2 separate regions of the Homo sapiens genome follow, and region 1 is linked to region 2. Evidence: chromatin loops called from intact Hi-C (ENCODE). Cell type or tissue: mammary epithelial cell. All regions are shown on one strand. Each heading gives the region's core, and the rest is flanking DNA. Links, peaks and the distances in the headings are about the cores only.

What was found. Hi-C counts contacts between places; a loop is a spot of excess contacts. Peaks named below come from ENCODE experiments on the same cell type or tissue, not always from the same donor. Only the 100,000 strongest peaks of a DNase experiment are listed, where the experiment ranks them.
Region 1: it touches region 2 in a loop (9-fold over the local background); 4 of 110 quality-filtered maps call a loop at or near these places.

The regions. Positions count from the first base shown.
Region 1 is chr14:32,508,917-32,517,257 of GRCh38, reverse strand. All of the region lies in intron 2 of AKAP6 (A-kinase anchoring protein 6), which reads right to left. Among named protein-coding and RNA genes, the nearest start is that of AKAP6, 180 kb to the right of the region's middle. In mammary epithelial cell, for the core only: a CTCF peak has its summit at 3,494 (motif pointing right); a DNase peak (open chromatin) is centred at 7,187; H3K27ac peaks cover 2,242 bases.
Region 2 is chr14:32,378,457-32,386,797 of GRCh38, reverse strand. All of the region lies in intron 1 of AKAP6 (A-kinase anchoring protein 6), which reads right to left. Among named protein-coding and RNA genes, the nearest start is that of AKAP6, 53 kb to the right of the region's middle. In mammary epithelial cell, for the core only: a CTCF peak has its summit at 3,886; a DNase peak (open chromatin) is centred at 4,727.

The sequences.
Region 1 (8,341 bases), core at 328-8,327, 130 kb before region 2:
CAATAGAAGATGCTTCCCTTTATCAACTATTTGCTCATACAGGTAAAATTCATAAAGGAAAGTTAAGATAAATATTTGATTCTTTAATTTTCTTTAGCTAGTTTTCGAGGAAATGAATTGATTCTGTCATATTCAGAAGGTAACCAACTGGTCGTCTTACTTGATATCATTGCATACTCATGGATTTAAACATATATGATCCACTTTTGATTCACTGCAGTTCTAACCTTATTGAGAGTTGCCCATCTTTGGCCAGTGGGATCTCCTTCAATCTAGCTTCAAGTTGACTATTCTGTAATAGTAATCTTTGATAGCTTCTTTGCTCATCTTGTATGTGATGTAAAATCAGATATTTTTCTAAGAAGGCTTGGTTTCCTTTAATGGGAAAAGATTTTTCAGACCACCATCAAGGCAATAGGGCTGTTCATTACTACTGAATTGGTCACTGTGTCTAGGCTTTTTTCATTAATAGAGCTAGGAAAAACATGTATTGAAAAATAAAACACCTATGAGTTCACAATTGATATATCCAATTCAAATTCAGGAATACAGGGTTTTTACCTAATATCTTCTATAGTATATCCGTATTTCCTTTCTTCCACCCCAAAAATTTGTGGTAATAGAATTAGAAGATCTCATACTTACTTTTCGTTTTATTTCACATTACATATACGATAGTTTCAGAATAGCAATACTATCTTAATACTACTACTAGTACTGGTACTGAAGCGAAAGACTAGGACAGGTATTTATAAGAAACCTGATCAAGGTGCCTTTTTTCAGCACAGAAGAGAGGAGTTTCACCTCTGATTTGTCTTTATCTGGTCTTTGAGAGCAAACAACTTATATCCTAGTCTCACTGTTCACCACAGTTCATATTATACAGTTTTAAAAATTGGGAATTTATAAGTTCCTTTACCATCTTCAAGGTCCATCCAGAAGGAAAAAAAGGCTCAATAAAAATATGACAAAAACACGTGATCATTAATTCTCCTCCAAAGAGGGAAAAGCCCTTTGGTTTTAGAAGGCATACCCTGAGAGGCTTTCTGCCTCAGCAAACCTTCTAGTCTTTGCAGATCATCACAGAATACGCAAAAAGGACAAAAATCACTGAAGATAGTCATCAATGATATACCAAAGAAACTCAACTCTAATGCTAGGTATGCCAGGTGAAGCACTCTTTTGTTTTTCTTTCCAATGTAACTACTGTAGGTCACAGGGTTATGAAGATGGGTCTTCTCTTCAAGCAACAGACTGTAAGCATCTCTTCATTCACCATCTCACATGGCAAAAATTATGCAATTTATATATTTGCTTTGTTTGTTCAGTGGTGTATAGGTCATTTCTGTCTATGTCTCTTTGCCTTAGGAAATTCTTGTAGGGCAAGCACTTTGTCTATTTTGCTTCACAGAGTTTAGTACCACATGTAAATGAAGTCTTAATACATACTGATGTTACCGATATTGAATTCACAAACCATGAAACGAAAGCTTCAAGATGATCATGAAAAGAATATATGAAGCAAAAAATGTATCTAGATCACTTTGCATCACGCTAGGCATCAGAGAGTCTGAATTCTTGGCCCCTGTGTGTATTGGTTATCTGTATCCCCATAGATTGCTGAGCCTCAGTTTCCTCATCTATAAAGACAGTGCTAGATGGGTGACCTGTACTCTCAAGCCCAAAGATTTTCTTTTGTTTTCTTTCTCTTTTATTTTGTGTACTCCACCCATAAGACAGCCCAAGCTTTAGTTACCCAGAAGTTTTTACATATCTCTGAAAAACCTTGTAAAATTACTGTTATTTCTTCCAAGTAGTAGAACGAGTACTAAGTGAGAATCAGAAGACTTGAGTTCCAGTCCTAGGTACATTGAAAGGTATCTCTCTGATATAGTTTTGCTGTGTCCCCAACCAAAATTCACCTTGAATTGTAATAATCCCCATGTGTCAAAGGTGGGGCCGGGTGGAGATCATTGAATCATGGGGGCAGTTTCCCCCACACCGTTCTCTTGGTAGTGAATAAGTCTTATGAGATCTGATGGTTTTATAAATGGAAGTTCCCCTGCACAAGCTCTCTTGCCTGCCGCCATGCAAGACTTGCCTTTGTTTCTCCTTTGCCTTCTGCCATGATTGTGAGGCCTCCCAGCCATGTGGAACTGAGCCCATTAAACCTCTTTCCTTTATAAATTACCCAGTCTCAGGTATGTCTTTTTTTAGTAGCATGAGAACAGACTAATACATTCTAGGACTCCTGCAGGTCACCCTGCCACAGGCCCTGAAATAACAGTGCAGATCCATACCACCAAGCTGAGGAGGAAAGGTCTATGGTTCATTCAGAATGAAAGTTAAGACCCCCACCTTCACTCCAGGATTAATGTCCTGAGAGGCCCTTTTTGTTGTGTTTTCCTTAGTTGCTATGCTGGGTTCAGGCCATTACTCCTCCACCCTCCTACTTATCCTTTCCCAGGCAAGAGGTATACACAGATTCCTTTGAGTCTCATTTTCAACTCCCTATACCACCTGTTGCTTTTTCTTCATTACAGTCATTTAAGATTTTATCTTGTAAAGAATCTATCAATATCCATTAGCAGTTTAGATTTGTTTTATCTGATGTAAATTTCTAGTAACTCCATTGAAATTCTGGAGCGTTTCAAGGTATAAAGGATCTTACAGGTTAATTTACAAATGCTTTCTCCTGACCTATTCATTAGTACTTTTTCTACTGGGAGAAAGAAGTTAAGGAAATCAAAGTTCTATTTGGGATTTCATTGCTGACTCATTGTATGACCTTTGGCAGCTCTTTCTTAGATGTACTTTTTATCTATTTAGATCAGTAAGACCATGGCACAGCTTCTAAGGATGTGTTTCTATGCCTTCCTCCCCCACATAAATAAATATCCACAGCAACTGGCTTGACTGTTGATTTGTATTTAAACAACTACAGTATGTCTGTTGAGAGCTAATATTATAGACACAAGTTTTTAGGTCTCACATCTGAGAGTCCAGAACAGGAAATGAAGCCTCATAGGATCAAAGTCCTTTGGTTAAGGTTCTGAAAATTAGATAACAACAAATCCAGATTCTGAAGCCAGTATCATTCTTTCATATCGGGTAGATGGGAAGGCAAGCTGTCGATTAACCTTTGGAAAGCTCCATTACCTCCCATTGACCCAACAATTTTATTCACAGGATTCTTTTCTAAGGCAATAATGAATTTACCTACTGAAATGCTGTCAAATACTTGTTTATAATGGTGAAAAATTATAAAAAGAGAGATGAGTTTAACATGATGTGGTATTCCACATAATGAAAAAAAATGCACAGATGCTAAAAACATTGTAAAATATATTTAATCGCATCAGAAGATGTTCAAGGCATATTGTTACCAGAAAAGAAGTAAGTTATAAAAGAGTTCTATATAGAAAAAAAGTATAGCTATGTATACTAAAGTAAAAAATATGTCAAAGCTATTCATAGTATTTTCTCTAGGTGGCAGCATTACAAATGATTTTTATTGTACTGTTTATCTGTATGTTTAAAATTTTTCTCCACTAGAGATGTATTTCTTTTGTGAGAAATAAGAAAAAAAATAAAAAGTTAAACAACCAAGAGGTTAAGTCAGTTCCATGGCAAAACAACAGTCAGGGAATGCATGTCAAACTATGCACAAGAAGGATACAAAGTATAATATCAAAGCAGGCAACTGAATTATACCAAAGCAGCAGGATCCTCAGATTCCCAGCATTCTTTTTGTGTAAGCAGGGATCTCTCACTCCACAGTCACCCTCATTCTTTTAGGGCTCTATGTCAGGTGGCCAGGTAACATTAGCCAGGTATACAGATAAATAACATATCATTAATTCTGGTTACTAGGATTATTAACTGTGTTTGCTCTGATTGTTTTTTCCTTAAGTTTAGCAGAATTGAAATAAAGACATAGGTAAGGAAAATACACTTATTAATCTGAAATAAGAGTGGGAATGTGAACCTTACTCACTCCATCTCCTTTTTAATTTGATTGATTGCTTTGCCCTGGAGTATAGCTGAATAGATTACCAATCCTCTTCTACATTTTCATATAAACCCACAAGGGAGGAGATAGTTCTATGGACAGTTTCCATCACTTGACAAAGCAAGATCTTGTTTACCTCCTGGAGTGACCCCAACACCCTAAGATACAGAATCTTCCACTTTCAAGCCTTTGAGTAATTACTGGGGGAGTAAAGACATCTGAGAACTTAGTCCTCCCTTGGGGATAAACTTTGCATGACTAAAATTTCAGTCCTTCAAAATTCCTTAGGGTTTATTGCAACATATAATTTTTGCTAATTAGTTTATATAAACTTATGTTTACTTTCACTAACCCAAATAATTTGTACTGATAGATTTTCAATCTAGAACATTTTCTGGAAAATTTATTGCTGAGCATTAGAGCCTAAATTAAAACACAGAATCCAGCTTATGTCTGAGTTATGAAAATCTATTTTGGTATTTTGCCTGCTCCTTGCTTGACTGACTGTCCGTATTATAACTACTCTTCAGCAAGCCCTAGACATACAAAGCAAGACTAAAGTTATCGAATTCCAATACTGTGGTTTTAAATCCACCCTCATTGCCCTTTTCCAGAGGCCCCTCTGGGAAATAAACATGGATCAGAATAGCATATCTGACCACCAAGTACAGTAATCATTCATTATTAATGTCCCAATGTCACACCAAAATGGAGGATGAAGGGTTCATTCAAATAATCCTATAACATTGGCTAACATCCCTCAAAGCACTCAAAAGTGCTTCAGTTTTGAAATCAGTTGCCAGCTAAGAAACAAATTCAATTTCAATGCACTTTCTAAACCTCCAGATTAATTTCGTCTATAAAGTAATTTTTAAACTCATTGCTTACTTAGATTGACCATAAACTTAGTGAGAAAGAACTTTCTTCTCTCTGATTATACACACAGAATTCTACTCATATCAAACAACGAGTGGAGTTTCAGAAGGCAAACAAAAGGAAAAACAGAATCAAAAAATTAGCTCTGAGTAAATATAAATATCAACCAAACCTCAAGTCATTTCTTTCAACATTAATCAACATGATTAAAAAGCACCCCTCCACAGTACCCTAAATCTTATGCCCATCCCACCACTATTTAACTACAGACAGAAACCATCTTGTGAATGTCTAGTGAAAATCCAAATGTCTACAAGTAAATTAACAAGTAAAGTAAGTAATAAAATTAAAGAAACAAAATGAGGGACAACTGAGCTGGAGATACAGAAAATATGCATAAGACTATGTGAGAGATTTACAAGGATGGGACAACTTATATGATCTCTCTATGATTTATACTTTACCTGCTTCCAAAACAGAGGGGAGAAGGCAGGTGACTTACAAATAGTAAGGTACACTATTAAAGATAAAATTTTAAAACACAGGAAAGAGAAAGATGAACGAGACATTTAAAATGAGATTATTACTGCAATTCAGCACTCAGTTTAGCTCAGTGAAAAGAGGAAAAAATGTGTGGCCAAAAGTAGACGGCCGAACAAAAAGAACTGGTATGGGGAACTAAATATATAAAGGGGTTATCAATAGTTAATACAACCTGTAATCCTAGCACTTTGGGAGGCCGAGGTGGGTGGGTCACCTGAGGTCAGGAGTTCTAGACGAGCCTGGCCAACATGGTGAAACCCCATCTCTATTAAAAAATACAAAAATTAGCCAGGCGTGGTGGCACATACCTGTAGTCCCAGCTACTTTGGAGGCTGAGGCAGGAGAATTGCTTGAACCCAGGAGGTGGAGGTTGCAGTGAGCTGAGATCCACCACTGCACTCCAGCCAGCCTGGACCACAGAGTGAGACTCCGTCTCAAAAAAAAAAAAAAAAAACCAAGAAGGTAGCAGTAGATGATTTCTGTAAACAGAATGAATTAAAGAAAGACCTGAAACACTGAAACAAGAAAGATCTTGCCTCTTTGGAATTGCATGGCATCTTTGTGACACTAATCAGACTCTGGAAGACAGAGAAAGCTAGATGTACAGAGGTCTGGCCTGAAAAGAGCTGAACTCAATAATCAGAGAGAAAACACTGACAACAAGGAAATTCCTAAGGAAAATTTATTTCTGAAACTAGCAAAAAAATGGACCCTGCAATTAAACTTTGTCCGTGTTGCTTGTCCATTCACTTACACTGTATCAAGGATTTGTGCTCCAGGACTGCTCACACAAATGTCAACAATGTTCTAACACTCTAAACAGATGATAGAGGGTAAGTGTGGGATGATTTTGGTCAGAGGAACGTCTTCTCCTCCTTCTTCCTTCAGGTTGGTGCAAAGCTCAAGATCATCAGTGACCCCAAGGAGCCCTCGGTGTTATCACAGAATCCAAACAGTAAGGATTAGATTGGCCAGCATGACTCCAGAGATTTCACATAACTAGAGCTAACACGAAAAACTAAATGAATGCTTCCTTGAAATGAACAAATATTCTGTGATCATATGATGAGGGCCAAGAGGCCATCTTGAAGTTAGAAAAAGTAGTTAAGTACCAAATTATAATAGCATTTGTTCTCTATAGAAAGAATAGGTCTATCTTAGGTGGAAAACATTGGTACAGACACAGCTTAAGGTCTATAAGTAGGCTATATAAGTGGTAGAACAAAAGCTTAGAAAAACCATGTGAGCACAAAGTAAAAACAAGTATACAGAGAAATTGTATCAAAATATCTCCAGGGAATAAGATTGTAGGTAATTCTTCATATATATATATATACACATATATATATGTATATATATATATACACATATATATGTATATATATATACACATATATATATGTATATATATACATATATATACATATATATACACATATATATATACACATATATATACACATATATATATGTATCCATATGTTTACTTATATAATTTATTATAGGAACATGGAATACTTTTTAATAATTCGGTGGCTTTTTGCTTGCCTGTTTGTTCTTTGGCATATGCAAGATCTAGCATTTTAAAAATAGAAGGCAATGATGAGTGCATTATAGCAGAGAGACACTATTAGTAGTCATGGGAGAAGAGCTGGGCAGAGGGAGGAAAAAATAACACAAAGGCTTTTGTGTAAGAGCCCTGGAATCTGGTGCTAGCCAGTGCTAGATCCCCCTTTAAGCGCTCCGCCCACAAAGTAATACAGCCAAGTCCTTGCCCATCAACTGGCCTCAAAACTTCCTTTAAATGTAGCCAGAATACATTTTGTTTTTCAATCTGCATGAGGTCAGCTGCACGGTGAGGCAGCAGCTAGGGCTTATGGAATGACAGAGATTTCCGGGAGAGGCAGCTTCAACGGGAATGAAGGAGCGTCAAGTAACATACGGCAAACGTAAATAGACACCAAGGTTGGAATGACCGGACCCTTGAAAGGACTATAAACAGCCAGCAGAGTCCCAGCAGGACTCTATTTGCCTTGGAGCCAAACCAAATCTGGGAGTTCTGACCACGCTGGCTTCACCAAAGGGCAGACAGTGCCCTAATCTACCCTAAGAAGGAGACTGGTGTCCTGGAGCCACCTCCTATCTTGTGCAAGACCTGGACAAGACACAGGACAGAACAGTGTAATTTAAAAGAGTGCACCCACTCCAAATGTATGGTCAAGGAGAATTCATAAAACACACATACCACACAAATGGCCAATGGAAGGATTTTTTTAAACTTTTTTAAGAAATTATTTTGCCATAAAAATAATGTGAGTTCCTTACAAAAAAAAGTTAGAAAAGATAAGACAAAAAACTAATAACAGACTGTGTCCATCTTGTTTACCACTTATCCTTAAGAGCCCCAAACAATGCTTGGTACAAAGTAGGTACTCAATAAACAAGCCAAGGTGGGCAGATTGCCTGAGCTCAGGAGTTTAAGACCAGCCTGGACAACATGGCGAAACCCCGTCTCTACTAAAAATACAAAAAAAATTAGCCAGGCGTGGTAGTGTACACATGTAATCCCAGCTACTCAGGAGGCTGAGGTACGAGAATCGCTTGAACCCAGGAGCCAGAGGTTGCAGTGAGCCGAGATCGCGCCACTGCACTCCAGCCTTGGAGACAGAGCAAGACTCTCTCAAAAAAAAAAAAAAAAAAAAAAAAGAGGCAGGGCATGGTGGCTTACGCCTGTAATCTCAGCACTTTGGGAGGCCAAGGCAGGATCACAAGGTCAAGAGATCAAGACCATCCTGGCCAACATGGTGAAACTCCGTCTCTACTAAAAATACAAAATTAGCTGGGCATGGTGGTGCACGCCTATAGTCCCAGCTACCTGGGAAGCTGAGGCAGGAGAATCGCTGAACCCAG
Region 2 (8,341 bases), core at 199-8,198:
TCATCTCTTCCCTTACACAAAAACCAACTAAAGATGGATTAAGGACTTCAATCTAAGACCTGAAACTATAAAAATTCTAGAAGATAACATTAGAAAAACCCTTCTAGACATTGGCTTAGGCAAGGATTTCATGACCAAGAACCCAAAAGCAAATGCAATAAAAACAAAGATAAATAGCTGGGACTTAATTAAACTAAAGAGCTTTTGCATGGCAAAAGAAACAGTCAGCAGAGTAAACGAACAACCCAAGAATGGGAAAAAAATCTTCACAATCTGTACATCTGACTGTGGACTAATATCCAGAATCTACAATGAACTCTAACAAATCAGTAAGAAAAAAAGAAACAATCCTATTAAAAAGTGGGCTAAGGATACGAAGAGACAATTATCAAAAGCAGACATACAAATAGCCAACAAACATGAAAAAGTGCTCAACATCACTAATGATCAGGGAAATGCAAATCAAAACCACAATGCGTTACCACTTTACTCCTGCTAGAATGGCCATAATTTAAAAATAAAAAAATAATAGATGTTGGCATGGATGTGGTGAACAGGGAACACTTCTACACTGCTGGTGGGAATGTAAACTAGCACAACCACTCTGAAAAACAGTGTGGAGACTCCTTAAAGAACTAAAAGTAGAACTACCATTTGATCCAGCAATCCCACTACTGGGTATCTACCCAGAGGAAAAGAAGTCTTTATATGAAAATGATACTTTGCAGAAACGTGAAACCAACCCAAATAAAGAAACTGTGAGATGTAGATAGATAGATAGATATAGATATAGATACATATGATGAATATATGTATTATATATAATATATGAACTGTATATATGAATATATGTATAATATATAATATATGAACTATAATATATGACTACATGTACAATATATATGAACTGTGATATATATGATATATGTGTAAGATATATATCATATATATGATGAATACTATATATATCACCATATATAGGAATACGATATATCATATATGATATACATATATCTCATATATATATGATGAATACTACTCAGCCATAAAAAGGAATGAATTAATGGCATTCGTAGCAACCTGGATGAGATTGGAGGCTATAATTCTAAGTGAAGTAACTCAGGAATGGAAAACAAAACATTGTATGTTCTCACTCATAAGTGAGTGCAAAGCTATGACGATGCAAAGGCATAAGAATGACACAATGGACTTTGGGGACTCGGGGGAAAGGGTGGGAAGGGGGTGAGGGATAAAAGACTACAAATAGGGTGCAGTGTATACTGCTAGGGTGATGGGTGCAACAAAATCTCACAAATTACCACTAAAGAACTTACTCATGTATCCAAACACTACCTGTTCCCCAATAACCTGTGGAAATTAAAAAAAAAAAAAGAAATAAAAATAAAAAACAGAGACATTTAGTTGCAAATAAAAAATAACAATCTTAGTAAAAACAGAACTTCTGTTCAAACCAATGCCATCAAAAGATAAAGGGGAAGAATTCCTCTCCTTTTATGGCTATGGGACCTGAATTCTGGGGCTTCAAAGCTTGAATCAGAGTAAACATTTAAGTAAATGCTTCCAATCTGCATAATGGATGCGGCTTTTCTCTCTAAAAAAAATGTCTCTTACATCTACCCTTTTTTTTTTCAGAGTGTCATGAGGCAAGATGGAGTTTCTTATTGAAGGTGAAGGCCAAGCAAGACCAGCGACAGCATCATGACAGGTGAAGCACCAAAAAAGTAGTCTAGAGCTTTTTATCATTTCAAATTTGCTCCTTGCAGATCTCCCTAATGCCAAGCAGATCAAAGCATGGAATATTCATAAAACCCCATTAATTCCATCAGCACCCATTACCATAAGTTGAATCAATTTTTGCAACTGGAGCTTTCATTATAGGCATCATCCATATCCCTCCACCCACCCTAACAGACCCCATTTTAATCTCTCCCCACCCCTGCATATATGAGCACAAAATGTTTTCAGAATTTACGTACACTTCACACCTTGCCAGTGACAATCATGCCCCCTAAAACCAAAACAAGTAACAATAATGTGGACTTTGTTCTTTTCAGGGAGCTCATTGAAGGGTGGAGCTGAACCCCCACAAAGCAGGATAAACCAGTTCCTATTAAACCAATGCATCAGAGACACTGAAATAACACAAGTAAACACCAGCCTGAGGCTAGGAAACTGAGGTTCTGGTCTTAGCTCTGCCACGTATTAAACAAATCATTTCTCCTCTAAAACTCAAGAAATGGCATTGAGGTCCCCTCTGTTACCAAAATTCTATGATTCTATGACTTCTTGTAGGTAGCCATTATCAGCTATCCTTTGCTTCTCTCCTCCTCACATGACTAAGCAACAACAAAACATGTGACAACTTTAGAATTTCCCACATTTTAGCCCCCACTCCCTCATGAGAATTTTTCTAGTGGTCTTAAGATCATCCTGAATACTCTGCAGATTAGGGCAATGTAAGACACAGAATCTTTACCCTAGAGACTTTACCTATTGCTCCGGTATCACGAAAATTTACCGAGTAAAGAAAGAAAGCCCTCCTCCCATTATTCTAGCAAGAAGGGAACACACTGACCAAAGATTCATTCCTCTTGGGCCTATAGCCTCATTTCAACAGTTAAGGGATTTTGCGCCATCATAGCATTTACCAAACGTAAGCCTTTAGTTAGCAGAGTGCTAACTCTTAATCAGGTGCTCCTAATTCCAGCACTGTACATCACATTACTGGTGGCTGTTTGTGCGTCATGAACCAGTCCATTAACAGCCTACCCTTGGTCACTTACATGCACAATGGCAAAAGCAGAGAACACTGGAGTGTTCATCAGAACTTTAAGTTCTCAAGGCAGCAGATATGGTCAAAGATGCTCACTTTGAAATCCATTAGCAAAGTGCCGCATGAGAGATTGATACTTGGCCTCTCAGTAATGCTGTTTTCCTCTAGGATTGGAACAGATGATGACCGTTTCTTGAGTTAAGCAAAAGTTGGCTTGCACTCAGGAGCCATGTTTAAACACCAGAATTACCTTGAGTTCAGGGAGATGCTCCCACAAGGAGAGGCCCAAGAAAACTGAGATCAACCAAGGAAAAGCAAATGTATGCTCCCCATCCCCAGGGAGCTCCCAGAGCAGGCCTGGGCTTATTGAGTAAATTGATATGCAGAATTACTCATGATATTTAAATTTCTTTCCAAATGCTCCCAGTTGAATTTATATATGTTACATCACATGATGTAACTCCACTGTAATGTCACTAAGGCAAGCATACTGAATTTTCTGGGATGGGCCAAATTCAGATATTTTGTCTCAGCCTCAGAGTATGTGACACGTTACAGGTTTCAGAGACTGCAGTCATTCTAGAAAATAATACAGTTCTTTGAAAGATAATTCACCCACTTTTTCAGACTAGATTAGGAAATGACATGGTACAGTCATGACAGGTACAGTCCTGTCTTGTTTTCTATTAAAAAGCCTTGATCTATTACTGTGGCAAGTATATGATATACTATTTTTGACAAACAGTTAAATAAAAGATATTCTTTTAAAGTTATTTTAACACAATTCTTCTTTTACACAACTAAATATTTTGCTTATATTTTGAAGTAGTTTCATCTTCAGCTTCTCTCATTACTTTTCACTGGGACAGAAACACACACACACACACACACACACACACACACACACACACACACATAAAATCTGCCCTCCTGATTAGAACCTCAAAATTCTATCTCTAATTCTAGAATGAAGCATAATCTTTCTGAAGCAGTAATTTTTTTAAACCAGGGGTTGTAGGGCTCTGGTGATATAGGAATTTTGAAGCTAGTGTCCAGAGGGTAAGGCTGGTGGAGATACCAATGGTGTGCAGGTGGTGGCAGCAGCACTCTTTGCGGGCCCACTCTCCTCAGCCCAGCTGCTACCACATCTCTCCTATTCCAGGCAACCACATCCAAATCACTGCATCCTTCCCCTGTACCACAGTTTACTCCTATTGGTACAGTTTCTTTCCCATGAAAAACAAAGCTGGTATACACTTCCACACTCCCCATCTACCACAGGCAGTAAAACCCAGCAAGCATCTCTCAAGAATTTTCTCTGGACATGCCACTGTAACTGGCACTTGAATCCTGCCAATTTTTCATTCTGAGATGAAAAGATGAAAAGCATAAGGACATCATGTCACTGGGCACAAAGCACTCAACAAATTTTCTAAATTGAAGTATCTGCCAATGATAGCTAACATTTATTGAGCACTTACAATGTGCTGGGCATTCTACTAAACATTTTCATGAAGTAGCTCACTTAATCCTTATTATAACCCTATGCAGTAGAAATCATTATTATCTTCAAATGATAGACAAGGAAACTAAGCCTCAAAGACAGTGTGCAACCCGCCCAGCGCTCACACAGTGAGAACATGGTGGGACCAGGACTTGAACCTGTGATGTCCCACTCTGATGCTGGTACAGAAATGTCCTCAATTCAGAGGCTCCCTCTGAAATCTTACTCTCAGACAGAGGGGTAGGCTCCAAGCAGAATTCCAGAGACAAATTCCCAGCAGATGGCTTAACTGATGAGAGGACCAAAAAGCACTAGTATCAGCAGAGAAGTGAAGGAATGGAAACAGCAGCAAAAAGAAAAGACAGAAAGGGAAACCAATGTTTGCTAAGGACCTGCTAGGTGACTCACAATCTTGTAAGGTATTACTAATCCCCTTTTCACAGATAAGATTACTGAGGCCCAGAAAGTTAAGTAACACACCAAAGGTAAGATAAGTCAGGACTCCACCAAACTGGAAATGAACAGGCCGAAATTTTCATTCATCTAGGAAAAGAGAGGGAAGAGACGAGATCATACAGTGAGTAGTACTTTGGACCTGAGGCAGGTGAGGGTTTGAGGATGGAGGTGAGGAGAGACACTGGTTAAAAACCAAAGGAAGAATGTGAGGAGCCTTGGGTACACAAGTCATTAGAGGAGGGTTTGGGGCCAGATGAGGTAAGTTAGAAGAAAAGGAGGGACAATGAAGCAGAGAACTAAAATAGAAGGTTTATGGAGGAATAGGGGTAACTAAAGGAATGGCCAAAAAAGCAGAAGATGTTGATCTCTTCCTCCTCTTCTCTTCCTCCCATTCTTTCTCTCTAATGTAAACTTCACTGTCTCCTAGTTCCCCCACTGCTCTACCTCCAGATCTTAGTCTTATTTTTCTTTTCCTTTCCTTTAATGGCCCAAACAGTGGAACCAAAGTATACTTTTACTTTATATGTTGATTGAATAAAGTCATATGCTCTCAGTTAGTTTTTAAATTAACTCAAAAGATAGTTTTCTATCTCTACCACTACCCAGAAACTTCACTGAAACTAGAACCAAGTTTCTCTTCATAAGTAAATATGAATATCTCCATAAATATCATAAGAAGACCTTACTGATTTTTTTTTTTATTTGAGATGGGGTCTCACTCTGTCACCCAGGCTGGAGTGTGGAGGTGCAATCTTGGCTCACTGCAACTTCTGCCTCCCAGGTTCAAGCACTTCTCCTGCCTTAGCCTCCCGAGTAGCTGGGATTACACGCGTGTGCCACCAGGCCCAGCTAAATTTTTTTGTACTTTTAGTAGAGACAGGGTTTCACCATGTTGCCCAGGCTGGTCTCGAACTCTTGGCCTCAAGTGATCTGCCCCCATCAGCCTCACAAAGTGCTAGGATTACAGGCATGAGCTACCATGCCCAGCCGATATTTTCTATTAATACGTATCTTTAAATTTGTCTTATTCCTACCATAGACTAGGTGCTCTGAGGGCATGTTTCTTCCACTGAATTGTAATTTTTAAAAATAGGACTTTGGAGATTTGTTTTATGTATAAGGCCTGCTAAAAACACTAAGGAAAAAAAAAACTCTTTTGTAAGAGGGTCTTAAGTGAAATATTCACTGAAATCTGAGAAATCTTGAGAAGTCGAAGTTCTAAAGCAGATGGTTGCTCTCTATAACTGACTACAAGTGGTTTTAATGGTAGCGAGTTGCTTTTCTCACGTGACAGGACTCTAGCAGCAAATAATTCTGGAGGTGGTACAGAGGCTTGGGGAAATCAATAAGGACCAGCACTTTCTATCCTTCTGTGTGTTGGGATTGCTTTCCCTTATGAGAGGCAGAAATTTTATAGCTTTTCTGTCTATATGCCTCTTGAAGGAAGAATCTGTTTTAAAATATTTTACTAATGTCTGAACCACCGACTTTGATAACATAAAACACAACTTCAAGCCCAAATGTAAGTAGAAAAGACCTTTCAAAATCTTCATTCATTTATTCAGTCACTCACCAAACATTTGCTAGTTTGTACCTGATCTGAGGTAGGCACTGGCAGGGAGAGTGAGAGATAAATAAACTATAAAATGTTGTCTCTAGGAGCTTTCATTCTGGTGCAAGAGACACATAAAAACAATTTACCACAGGTCGCTCGATCATGTACTACAAGTAAGGAAAGAACGGGGGGCCGGTGGGAACTCAGAAAAGGGGAAGTTACTGCCTGAAGACACTAGGGAAGCCTTCATAGAAAGGATAATCCCTCTAGTCTTGAAGGATACACAGACATTTGCCAAGTGCATTTTCAATGCCAGGAGCAATAGGCTCACAGGATAGAAAAGGAGCTAGAGATTCAAATCAGATAGTAAAAGTCTTTAGATGCTCAGCAGAGACAAATGGGTTTCTTCAGTCTGAGAATGACATGGAGAGCTTCAAATGTGAAGAAGAAAATTTGCAACATTGTAAAGACAAATTTATATAAGGAAGTAGCCAGAGAGAAGGCAGCTGTGGTCATCTCCAAGATGTGATAAGTGACTAGATGAGACAGAGACAGAGAGGAGTAGAAAAGATGGGCTGATTGTGAATTTCTAAGGCAGATGTGACAGGGTTTGATACACGATTAGAGGTGGAGTGATAGGGAGGAGACATTGTCAATGGCAATTCACAGATTATCAGGCTAGATGGAAGCTAGATGGAAGGTGATATCATACCTAGAGACTAAAAATAATGTTCTTGACAGGAGTTGCTGAGCTCAGTTCTAAAGTGTTGAGTTTGAGGTTCTGAGAGGCATCCAGGTCAAGATCCAGTCAGAGATACGGAGCTCAAGCCTATGACCAAAGTCTACATACCAAACAATGATGGAGACACCCTCTCATAGGAGGGGCTGACATCATTAAAGAGGATCAAAGGGGAAAGGAAAAGAAGCAGGAAGCCCAAGGAGAGGAGGGACAGGAAGTGAGGAGCAGAATGAGATATGGGGAGAGAAAAAGGAAATGAGAGAAGAAACAGTCTTTATACTTTACTCTGATGTAAAAGTATACATCTATCTCAGGCTTCCTGGCTCTTCCTCAGGCAACTCTGTGTAAAATAAGACAGCAGAATAGAAACAGAGAACCTGTATTACAGAGGACGGTTGACAGCAGCAAAGAAGACACAGGAAAAATGAAAATAGCTTTCTACCTTGCTCCAAAGTATTTAATGAGATTTTCTTTAAAAAACTAAGTAGTCTGAAGTAATTTCATACTGAAGAAAATAATCTTACACTCATGGCTGGGCGCAGTGGCTCACACCTGTAATCTCAGCACTTTGGGAGGCCAAGGGGGCGGATCACCTGAGGTCAGGAGTTTGAGACCAGCCTGGCCAACATGGTGAAACCCTGTCTCTACTAAAAATACAAAAAAAGTAGCCAGGCGTGGTGGTGCATGCCCGTAATCCCAGCAACTCCAGAGGCTGAGGCAGGAGAATCGCTTGAACCCAGGAGGCGGAGGTTGCAGTGAACCAAGACCGCACCACTGCACTCTAGCCTGGGTGACAAGAGTGAAATTCGGTCTCAAAAAAAAAAAAAAAAAAGGAAGAAAGACAGAAAAGAATCCTACACTCTTCAATTGTCCTTAAAGAAATTGCTCATTGCTCTATTAGATAAGTATTAGTTTCAGTTATCCGGAAAATTCACATAGATGAGATGTCTGTGAGAGTGTCAAAATAAAAGTATTTCCATTTATAAGTATTATTTTTCCCCAGCTATTTGAAACAAAAAATACTATCCTAAAAAGCAGTTACTAGTTTTGGTCATCTTAATAGCTTTGTAACACTAGAAAATAAATCAAACCAGTTTGAAAGTCACTTTGGTGTGCAGCCTAATAGATCATGCACATGAGGACAATCAATAAATATTATTTCCTGTTATGATTAGGCTGGTCCCTCTTCCCCAGCAGGTACCCAGTCCTCAGCCACTTTCCTCTCTTCCAGAAATGAGCTCCCACTGACTTCAAAGGAAGCTTTAAAAATGGATTAAAGCAAAGATCATATAT